Linked DNA regions of Mus musculus: region 2 is linked to region 1. The links are chromatin contacts, found by Hi-C or POLR2A ChIA-PET in ENCODE. All regions are on one chromosome and are shown on one strand. Each heading gives the region's core, a stretch centred on a gene start or an enhancer-like site at or near the end of the contact. The rest is flanking DNA. Distances are from core to core; before and after follow the strand shown. Region 1 overlaps Kat6b (K(lysine) acetyltransferase 6B). Region 2 overlaps Zmiz1 (zinc finger, MIZ-type containing 1).

Evidence for each region. A loop is a pair of places that touch in the nucleus more often than their neighbours do. ChIA-PET counts read pairs that join two places held with the same protein, here RNA polymerase II (POLR2A).
Region 2: a map of T-helper 1 cell shows a loop between it and region 1 (5-fold over the local background). The contact joins two enhancer-like sites. A Hi-C loop is called at or near these places in 1 of 37 maps with a recorded cell type or tissue (T-helper 1 cell). POLR2A ChIA-PET finds 5 or more read pairs at or near these places in 1 of 5 experiments (Patski).

Annotation. Positions count from the first base shown.
Region 1 is chr14:21,532,167-21,537,912 of GRCm38, reverse strand. All of the region lies in intron 2 of Kat6b (K(lysine) acetyltransferase 6B), which reads right to left. Among named protein-coding and RNA genes, the nearest start is that of Kat6b, 35 kb to the right of the region's middle. Within about 2 kb of position 3,602, at least 1 of the 3 ENCODE cell types and tissues checked has a DNase peak (open chromatin) inside an H3K27ac peak, as active enhancers do.
Region 2 is chr14:25,611,250-25,616,655 of GRCm38, reverse strand. The region is part of intron 6 of Zmiz1 (zinc finger, MIZ-type containing 1); the gene reads right to left. Among named protein-coding and RNA genes, the nearest start is that of Gm45915, 10 kb to the right of the region's middle. Within about 2 kb of position 1,800, at least 2 of the 3 ENCODE cell types and tissues checked have a DNase peak (open chromatin) inside an H3K27ac peak, as active enhancers do.

The sequences.
Region 1 (5,746 bases), core at 2,353-4,852:
TGCTCAGATAAGCATTAGGAAATAGTCCTCTGTAACACCAACCACGTGACAAGTGCAGATGGTGCCCCTCGCCATTCTCCATCAGCTAGTGTGGACTCAAACCAACACCCCAGTCATCTCTAAACACAGCATGTGCTGCTTTGGGGGCACAGGAGCTCCACCCTGGCTCTTGGACACAGGCTACATGGCCAGTTGTGGGAATTCCTCACAAAGCACAGATAGACATCACATGACCTTGGGGGCCTTTCTTTTCAACCCTGCAAGTTACTTTTAAAAACCCGAATGCGTTCCAGGACAGCCAGGGCTACACAGAGAAACCCTGTCTCAAAAAAGAAAAAAGAAAGAAAGAAAGAAAGAAAGAAAGAAAGAAAGAAAGGAAGGAAGGAAGGAAGGAAGGAAGGAAGAAAGAAAGAAAGCAAGCTGGAGAGATGACTCAGCAGTTAAGAGCACTTACTGCTCTTTATTCAAGAAGGCCAGCGTTCGGGTTACCAGCACCTATCTTAAAGGTTAAGGACTGCCTATAACAGCAGCTTCAAGACATCAGATGCTTGGATACCTTCTTCTGACATCCTTGGGCACCAGGCACATATGTGGTGTGTGTATATGTGTGTATATATTTATATGTATATGCATATATGTATGTGGGCAAAACACTCATACAGAAGATAAAATGAAACTTTTTTTTAAAAATTGAATTAAATATGTTTCATGTACCCACAGAACATATTGGTAGGCAATTCGGATAACAGTTTTTCTAGTGCCATGGAAAAACCATGCCTAGAAAGCCAAGGCCCACTAAACTGGACTAATGAGCAAGTATAGACCAATAAAGAACACGATGCTCAGAGAAGCTGGAATTCTGGGAGGCTTGGAGACTTCCAAAAATAACATCCAAAGTTTTGCTAGGACATGAAGGTCATGTGCTGCATGGCCTGAGGACTGCAGCCCTCGCTAACTTTAGTGTCAGCTTCTCTACAACAGTGTGCTTGGTGCAGACCATTTATTGGCAACTGCAGCATGGCTTGCTTACTTGCAGCACAGGTTCCAGAACATGGAGTTACTTGCAAACACTTTGCTGTATGGAGCATTACATGGGTTAGTACACGCGAGGGAAGAATAAAGAGGCTCTATGGGAGAAGAGAACGGTGGGGCCCTGAGAAGGAACAACGAGAGGACTGCGCACAGAGCAAGTCTGAACAAGCAAACAGGAGCAGGAGTGGGAGACGATCAAAATGATCTCCATAAGAAAAGGACAAATAAACCTGGTGGTGGTGGCGCACACCTTTAATCCCAGCACTGGGAGGCGGATTTCTGAGTTTGAAGCCAGCCTAATCTACAAAGTGAGTTCCAAGACATCCAGGGCTACACAGAGAAACCCTGTCTTGAAAAAAACCAAGGGGAAAAAAAAAAAAAAAGAAAGAAAAGAAATAGCAGCTGAAATGATCTCTTTCAACAAACAATTGATCTTCAACAAAACTATCAAATGGATCAATTTACAAGTGGCTGTTATCAGATGGGGAGACAGCACTGAGCATCCAAAGACTCTGCCACTCACCCTAATTAAGACGTGGAGAAGACAAATTGAAACATCACCAATTCTAACACGCAAACCAAATTCTGCCCTTGGGAATTTCAATTTCAGGCCTGTGCTTAAAATCTATGTGCATTAACTCTGACAGCATATCAGAAAACATGACACATGTCTCCTGATCACCCTAAATACAACCTCCAAAAACCATTCAAGTTTGAAAAATATGTGTCAAGCTGTTTCTAAATAAACCAGCAACTAACACAACAACTTGCATTCATGCAAGTTCTTTTCTTCATGGGGGAAGGGGTTTGAGTGGCAAAATAATCAGAGACATGGTATGTAAGGGCAGACTATATATAGTATGTTGCTAGCCTTATTAACAGAACCTGATGCCTTTTGGAGAGCTCCTCCTTATTCTCAGATGCGGCTAAAAGAACTAAGAGTTTCAAAAATTCAAGGTCAGAATGGGCTACACGAGAACCTACATCCAAAGACAAGAAAAAGACTTTAAAAATTTTTTTATTGTATGTGAATAGATGGTTTGCCAGCATGTATATCTGTGCACCACATGTATGTTTGGTGCCAGTGGGGGCTACAAGAGGGCATCAGAGACCCTGGAACTATAATTATAGGTGCTTATGAGCCTCCGCATGGGTGCTTGGAATTGGACTCAGGTCCCCTGGAAAAGCATCCAGTACTCTTAACCACGGAGTCATTTCTCCAGCCCAAAAAATAATTAAAATAGAAAATAATTATAAAGTGCCATAGTAACTTATTTATTTTATTTACATGAGTATACTGTAGCTGTCTTCAGACACACTGGAAGAGGGCATCAGATCCCATTACAGATAGCTGTGAGCCACCATGTGGTTGCTGGAATTGAACTCAGGACCTCTGGAAGAGGAGTAAGTGCTCTTAACCTCTAAGCCATCTCTCCAGTTCACCATGGTAATTTCTGCACAAAACACATAATGCTCATTAGCTCATGTATTCTTTGACTATAAGTAGTTATGCAAAGAACATGTGTGTAGAAAAATATGTAAAAGGATAGGTAACAATAAAAATATTTGCGCTATAAAAAAATTCATCAGGGCTTTGGAGATGGCTCAGTAGATAAAAGATTTGTGGTACAAGCAAGAAGATTTGCATTTGGATCCCCCAAAACCCACGGAAAGCGGGCATGGTAATGCTTACTTAGCATGTGGCTAGCACCTCCAGGCTCCTACAATGAAGTGAGATGGAAGGAAGAGATTCAAGACTACCCAGGGCTTGTCAGCTAGGGATCCTGGCATACAAAGCAATTAACACAAGAGAGTGTCTCCAACAAATCAGAAGGTATAGACCAACACCTGAGACCGCCTCTGACCTCCGTATGCCCACCATGCATGCATGCACACACATTCATGTGCATACGTATATGCTATATTGTTTTCACCATCATCAATAAGATTAGCATGGACACAGATTCTGAAGCCCTGAAGGAGAGCTTAGTTTGATTCCAAGAGTATGGTCTGGTAACGGGGCTGATGCTAACACAGCAGCAGGGCAGTGCGACATATAAGCCTTGCACTCTGAGAGCCCGGAACTCCATATGCCCAGCCCTAATTAGCATGTGATACCCGGCAGCTTCTGAACCACCCTAGGGAGATGTTTTCTTGTCTTTAACACAGAGCTAATAAGACCTACCTCATATGCAAATGAGGCCAAGTCCACGGCCCAGAAGAGTGTATGCTTAGTAACTATGTGCAGACAGGATCATTAGTAGCACATACATCTGAAGGAAAAAGTACACTTACAAGTCAAAGGACGATCCTAAGGCACAAGAAATGGCCACACTGTAATAGATGGATGTTCGTCTTCCACCACCACAGAATGATTCCTCTCTGACAACAAGCAGGCCATCCCATTCTCTGTGTGGTCACCTATACTGTGCTATAAAGAACCAAAAGGATCCATCCCAAAAACATTCTCCTAGAAGGGGAAAAAGCCATACAGTTTCAGCAACAGCAAGACCTTGTTTCAAAAAGGAAGAGGAGGAACGGCAGCGGCAGCAATAGCAGGCTCCTGCAGTGGTTTCAGACTGAGCAGACTCCAGATAGAAGTGACAGACTAAAACCAAAACAAGCCAAGCCCAGAGTTATACAGCTAGGATCTGCAGACAGATGGCAACAGTAAGGCAAGCTTTGAGTTTCTAGAATGGTTGATAATAAACTCAAAATAAAAACAATCCTGTTATTCCACCATGATCTTCAGACACAGACTGCCATAAAATCAGGATGCTTCTGGCATCAAATATTATGAAAGCATATTGTTTTCAGCTTCCTATGTTAGGTAAAAAGTAGTTTTCTACGAGTTGTCAAAATAATAAATCAGTTTTAATCATTCTGTATAATTGAGCAAAAGTTTAAAAAAAATGTTGTTCACTCCCTTCTATGGGAACATAAACAGTGTCAGAAGAAGAAAACTCTCGGCGCTGCTTTCTTAGATACCTGGATTAGAATGATCACCCTTTGAGATGTCTTTGTGTTCCTCAAATCCCCAAACCAAGCCACCCCGAGCAGCTGCTCACTGGCCAACTGGTCTGCAGATTTCAGTGGACAACAAAAGGTTACCTTAATTCAATAAGATAATCAGCACACAGTTCCCCACCACCCAGAGTCTTACCATCTGCAAGGCGGCAGAGCCAAATGCCTATAAAACAACTGGCAGCATGCAGACAGGTCCTTGTGTCTCTTGTGTCAGTGAAACTTCTCTTAGCAACAGCTAAAAAGAAACTGAACTTAAGAGAGAAAGAGGGGGAAAAAGAAAGAGGGGGAGAGGGAGAGAGAGAGAGAGAGAGAGAACGGACGGAAAACCTTAAGCCATCACGATCCAAAAAGTTGTTATTCTAAGGCCACTAAGGTTCACCAGCCAGATGGGTAATATGTTTTATTCAATTACATCTTGTATGAGGATAACAAAGCTCAAGGCAGACATGATCTGGATCTTGTCTTTGTTCAAGAACCTTCCAAGTTACAACAGGCATTCAGTGTGTACATATAAGTTTGTATGTGTGACTGTTTGTGAGTGTGTGTCTGTATGTAAGTATATGTGTGTGTATGTTAGAAAGATAATCGAAGACCTAATCACAAGAGCAACTTCAAAGCCAGAGACTAGTATCAATTTAGGCTGCAACATGACATCTCTACACCAACCAGGTACTAAACTCCTCTCCAAGCTTGGTAACAAGTGCCTTTTTACCTGCAGCCACGTATTCTAGTTACATCTGCTTCCCAGTGTGCAGGAAAACTGTCAACCCTACAGAACTTAGCTGTAGTATACATAGGAAACACTATTATACCCCTCACTATGATCACTGGTTTTTCACATTTCTGCCTCTTTTCTATCTTATGCTCACACCCATCACTTATTCGTGTTGTGATGTTTGCTGAACCACCCGACAGTGCGCTCAGACACCCTGGCACGTCAGCATGAAACCCTTTAGGAGGACTCTCCTAACTCACAGGGATAAAGACTCACATGACAAACATCATTACCACACTGAAGAGCACACACCATTGATGCCATTAACCTCTGGCCCAACCTCCCATACACACATTTATCACCTAAACGTTGTTTATACGTTGTATATACATGGCTCAGTGGTTAAGGGTACATGTGTAAGGTACCCCAGCTCAGCCACCAGTGCCCAAGTAACAATGCCTGGAACCCTAGCTCTATGAGATCCTGTGCTTCTGTTCTTTGCAGGCACTGTTACTCAAAATATGCGCACACTATACACACTCACATACACTTAATTAAAACCAAATAAATTTAGCCATGCACGCTACACGTGCCTTTAATCCCAGCATTTGGAAGGCAGGCAGGAGGCTCTCTGTGAGCAAGGCCAGTCTGGTCTACATTAAGAGTTCCAGGTCTTCCAGGGCTACATAGTAAGACCTTATCTAAAAACTTAAATAATTAAAATAAAATAAACATTTTAAAGCCCCTAGGAAAATGAGAGTGGGGTGGAAAGGAAATAGAAGATCTGACTTATCTAAGATCTTTTGGAACAATGGGGAAAATAAACAAGTATAATTATTCATGAAGACTGAAAAACCTAATAAAGGAGCCTGGCCTACTTAGCAGGTAATAAAACACATTCTGAAGCTACAGTAGCTAAAACCCTGTGGTGAAGGTGCATGCACTGACAGTTCAGGGCGCTAAACCACAGAG
Region 2 (5,406 bases), core at 551-3,050, 4.1 Mb before region 1:
ATTTGGAAATGTCCTTTACTGGTCTATAAGGACACACACATGGCCCTATACACACACACAAACACAAGTAATGCTTGTGTTATGCATGCAGTCTCGGCAACAGGTCTAACCACTTCGCCTCCAGATACGAGTGTTACCCTGCACATCATGTGCTTTGCAGTCCCACTGGGGGGACTTTAAACTCCCAAGAAGGCAGAGGCCCCACCCAGAACCTGCTCTTTGTTCATTCACGCATTCAAAAACATACTTGCTTGCATTTCACCTACCCGGATGCTGAACACACAAACCTGGATGAGCCACAGCTGCCGAGAGTACTGAGCAGTAGCAGCAGGCAGGGTGGGGGGAACTAGGTATGTGTCAGAGTAAGCACCACAGAAAGGGCATGCCGCCTGGGCCCCCAGCAGAATGTCCGAGACACACCCGGGGCAGGCACAGCTGAGACCGTGGCACACTACTGATGTTTACAAGCTTAAGGTAGTCTGAGTGGGGGACGGCACAGTTTCAGTTAACAGGACCCAGGACTAGGGAAGCTGGTCTGAACGGGCCTTTCTAGGGGCTGGGTTTCCTTTAGGGAAGAGTCCATGGGGCACGCCTAAAGGTGGGAGATCCCACAACCTGGGAAGTAACTCCAGAGAAAACGGTCCCAGAGAAAACGGTCCCGGGGCGCCCACTGGACAAGAGGGATTTGCCTAAGTCACTGAGGTCCTTTCTGGAGAGAGCCCAGTACTAAAAGCTGAGAGGATTACCAGGCCCTGGTCAGCCTGGCCCTGGCGAGACTTGATTCTAGGTCAGATGGGTGGCTGGAGGGAAACTGGTAGCGGCATTTCTTTTGTATCCCAAACAGTCTGCTTACTGCTCGCTGGGCCTTTGGGTGGCAGCAGGACCAGGAAAGAGACAGACCCTGTGCTGTGCCCACAAAGGAGGAAGCGGGAGGGTCCTTCTCACGTCCTGAAGATGTCTGGGCGCTTCTTCTGCTTCCAGTTACCTCCCTAGTCTCCACTGTGACCTAGTGGAGACCCACTGGTCACAGCCATGTGTGGCCCAGTGGGTAGGACAGGGATTTTATATGTTGAGTGCTGACTTCTGCCAGGGCATCCCTGGGACTGTCTGGGAACACTGGGGGATGGTGGTTGGAAAAAAAACAAAAGCATGCACACCCAAACTATCCTTAAGTCCCTGTAGAGAAACCACAAACCTTTCTCCTGAGGTTTCTCATGGCATGAGGCCTGGTGGACCCCAGGACAAGCAAGGCACCCAGGTTTCTCAGGTTCAATGGAAGCTGGGAATTAGGGTAGCGCTAAGCAATGGAGCAGTCGCAGAGGAGGACACCAGAGAGAGGGTTTGTGGCTAGGCTGTGAGTATAGTGCCTGGGTAAGAGGCCTCTCCCTTTGAGGAACAAGAGGGTGGTACCCCTCTAGAGGGCAGGTATATGCAAGTACAGAGACTTGTTACAGAGCTAGAAGAGTTAATGGTTCATTAGAACTGACCAGGTTCCCACTGAAAAAACCACCCTCTTTAGGTGTACTGAATAGCAAGAATCACCTCAGTGTAGCTCAGCTCAAAGACGCTCTGCATAAGAAGCCAGGGGCTTCCAGATGTTGATGGGCCACACATAGATCCCAGAAGGGAATGCTTGTGTGAAAAATGTGAGGGCCTTAGGAACCCCATGAAGACTCCCACCCAGCTCAAGCCTCAGGAAGGAAATGAAAGCGGCTGCCAGCACTTGGGTACTTCCTCTCCAGCTGGGACATGAGCTGGGGCTTCCCAGCCCTGGTCAGTCACCAGTGTCAGTCCTGTGGCTTTACACCAGGACAGCAGACAACAAGAACACCCGCCGCTCCTCCCCACACGGTTTCAGACCACCCCCTTACCTCCCCCGGGTGTGGTGGCCATTCACAAGGAAGGGATGGGCATTTCTGTAGGGGCACAGCCAAGATTCTGCTAGTAGTACACAACAGGAAACTGAGGCCCAGAGAAGGCTATGGGCAAGTCGGGTCAAGAGAGAACCCCCACCTCCCGGGCTTGGAACTCCAGGAGAGTCTGAGTTAAGCTGTCATTTACAGGGTAACTACTATATCCCAGACACAGAGCTAAATGCTCCGCAGCCCTGTGATCTACTGCAGCCTGCCAGGCAAGCAGCACAGATGTTTTATCGATCAAGAAACAAGCATGAATTAAGTGACTTACCCAAAGTCACCCAGGAAACTACAGATGTGGGTTTCATAATTACGTTCCAACATGGCTTGGGAATACCCTGGGTGACCCTGTTTTAAGAGGCCTACATGCGTCGGGGTGATGGTGGTGATGGCAACGGGGGCCAGGCAGGCAGGTGAGTCTGAGGCCCTGCTGCAGATCCTACCCCCACTACAGACCTCATAAGACATCTTCAAGAGACCTCAGTGACTTAGACACCACACTGCCCAACAGAACCTCCTGTCTTTCTGGGCGTTGTTGCTACACCATTCAATATGATATCCACCAAGAACTTCAAATGGTGGGATTAAGGAACTGAAAACCCCAAATCATCTCATTTTAACTAATACATCTAAACAGCTACACACGCTGGGCTGCTCACACTTGAAGATAGCCTGAGCTACAGAGTAAGACTGTCTCAAAACATAATCCCCAAATTAAAAAACAAAAACACAATCAAATAGGCACAGGTAGCTAGCTACTGATAACTAGGTGGAGTTGTGTAATAGACCTGTGAAAGGTGGGACCCCAAGAAAGAGAAGGACTCCTTAAGCTGTATACCACAAAGGCATCTTGACACCCCGAGCTTAGGACAAGAACCTAGGTAAATATGCTCTGTACAGAGTGATTCTAACTGTTTGTTTGTTTTGGACATGGTCTCTGTAACTGAGGTTAGCATTAAATTCATGGTAACCCCTCTGCTTCTGCAGGATTTCAAGCACTTCCTAGATGACCACTCCTGTCATCACCAGCCTGTGTCCTGGGCTGCTCATGTAACACAAAAATGAGGCACCCAGTATTGACATCCCTCATACATAACCCGTCTGCCCTTACATTCAAGCAAGGTGACACCTGTGGGTATGTGATCACAGGCTAGCATGTCTAACCTTTTGACATCGTGACATAACACTGTCATTACAAAGCTTACACTTGAAAACTATATAGCTGAATCACACACACACACACACACACACACACACACACACACACACACACACTGCAGAAATAGCTCTTAATGTTTTAAGTGGCTATAATTTTGTGTTGGGCTGTATTTATTCTGCTATCTTCAGCAGCCTGTGCTACATGCTGCTGTCTGCTGGGGACCAGAGGTAGCTTCCTGGGTGGTGGCATTGGGCTGGGTCTAGATCCAGCAGAACTGAGAGATGAGAGAGGGTTCCAACTCCGGTCTTATCTTTTTTTTTTTAGTATAGAAGGTGTGAAGAGTTACTCTGTATCTGGTGGACCCAGTCCTTTATTTACTGTGTCAATTACCAATAAACAGAAGGCCAAGTGCCTTCTGCTTAGCTTGAGAGCAGAGGCCATAGACTCAACCTCCAGCATTGCAAAGAATAGAAAAAGAAAGGAAGGGAAGGAGGTAGAATGGAGATGGGGAGGGAGAAAGAGAAGGAATAAGGAAGGGATTAAAGGAGGAAGGGAAGGAGGGAGGAGAAAAGAAGAAAAGGGGGAGGGAAGGGGGAAGAACAGGAGGAAGGGAAGGAAGGAATAGCAGGCAGGCCCTGGGGGCTGCTGCTTCTTTTCCCTTTGAATGATGCTCCCACCCACCACCACCATTTTTCAAAGTCCTCCTAAGGATAAGTAGAGATGGAACCAGATGTTGTAGAATGTTCTCTGTCTATGGCTATTCCACTAATCAGAGACAAACTCTTGGGAGACAGACAAGGTCCTGTAAATCATGAGATGCCTCAGGCTCTGACCCTGGGGACAAGGATTAAATCCTGGGGCAACAAATAGGATGTGAGAAGCCCTGGGGGGGGGGGTGTTCTCTTTAACCTGTCCCCATAGCCCCAGTCTTAGGAAAATGTCCCCATTGCAGTAAAACTTCCCAGACCTGCTTGGGACCCAAGGAGCTACAGGGCCACAATGTCTATTTTCCCTCTCCTCCCTCTCTCCAGGAGAGCTGCCTGGGGAGATCTGGACAAGTTCCAGCAAGTTCCCAGAGCTCTGGGGGATGTGGAGCACTGCCTTTGACCCCTACCATGACAACTGCAAAACAGGAGCTCTGTGACCAGAGAGGGCTTTCGTTTTGTCAGCAGAAGCAAGGGTATCCCCGCTGCAGGATGCTAACCTCCCCTCTTCCACGGCAGAATTACAACACCTTTGCTTCTGGTAACTGTAGTTCTAGGAGCCTCAGTGGCTCCAAAGTCTTCAACAGCTCTCCCACTGCCCTAGGGAATCAAACCTGGGAGGGAGGGAGGGTTTCAGCCATGGGGCACTTAGCCGCCACTGGAGGTTCTGGTCCGCTGACCTCCCATCCAGTACCACACCTCAAGCCTCACTCACTCACATGACATTTATTATCCCGCTCACTCATTTCTGGGAAACTTCAGGCTGATCCAGGCCCAAAGTCACCATTTCCTGCTCCCTTCCCCAGCTCCACCGTACAGACGAGATAGAGCAGCCCTATCAGAGCCCTCAGCCCCACCCTCACCCCCACCCCAAGGTGACTTGTCAAAGGTTACATGTACATGTTGCATGCAGTACAGATACTATTACTGGAGGGCTGGGCCAGAGGAATTGTGTTTATTCTGAACAGTGTCAGAGTTTGTGGGGAGCGCATCCCAGCTGAAATCAATCAGAGGGGCCTCGCTGCAGTAAAATGTCATCAGAGGCTGGACCAGCCCCTCAGGCAGGCCGTTGCCCTAGGCTAGGCCTCACCTGGAGGCAGGGCTGCAGAAGAAGCCACACGATTATGCAGGTCTAAGAGATGAGAAGCCCAGAGTGGGCTTCTAGTGGAAGTCAGGGACACAGCTAGGCTGGCTACGGTGAGAGGAAAATAACCTGGACCCCCTGCCCCAGGATTCTCATCGCGTGGACAGGCAAGGCTTGGCTCCCGGCATCCTCTGGGAGGGGTCCATTGGCAGAGAGACTCTGAAGGAAAGGCAGCACGGTACCCTGTAAGGGTCTTGTTAACAGGGCTGTAAACTGAGATTGCAAACAAAGCCCCTCTCGGCCTTCAATATCCCCCCTCCGCCCCCCCTAGATGGGTCTGGAGGACTCCCTTTCGGGTATGCAGAAAGCCACCCCTTTAGATAGCCCAGGGTCTAGCCAGGAAGAGACTACACAGGGACAGAAATGCAGGTCACTAGTGCTGCCTGGCTTGAGTAGAGGATCAGGGAAGAAGGCGGCAGGGCTCAGTTCAATTGTTAGCTTCCAGCTCTCAGTGAGGGGCCTGTAGAAGACCAGGTGAGGGAA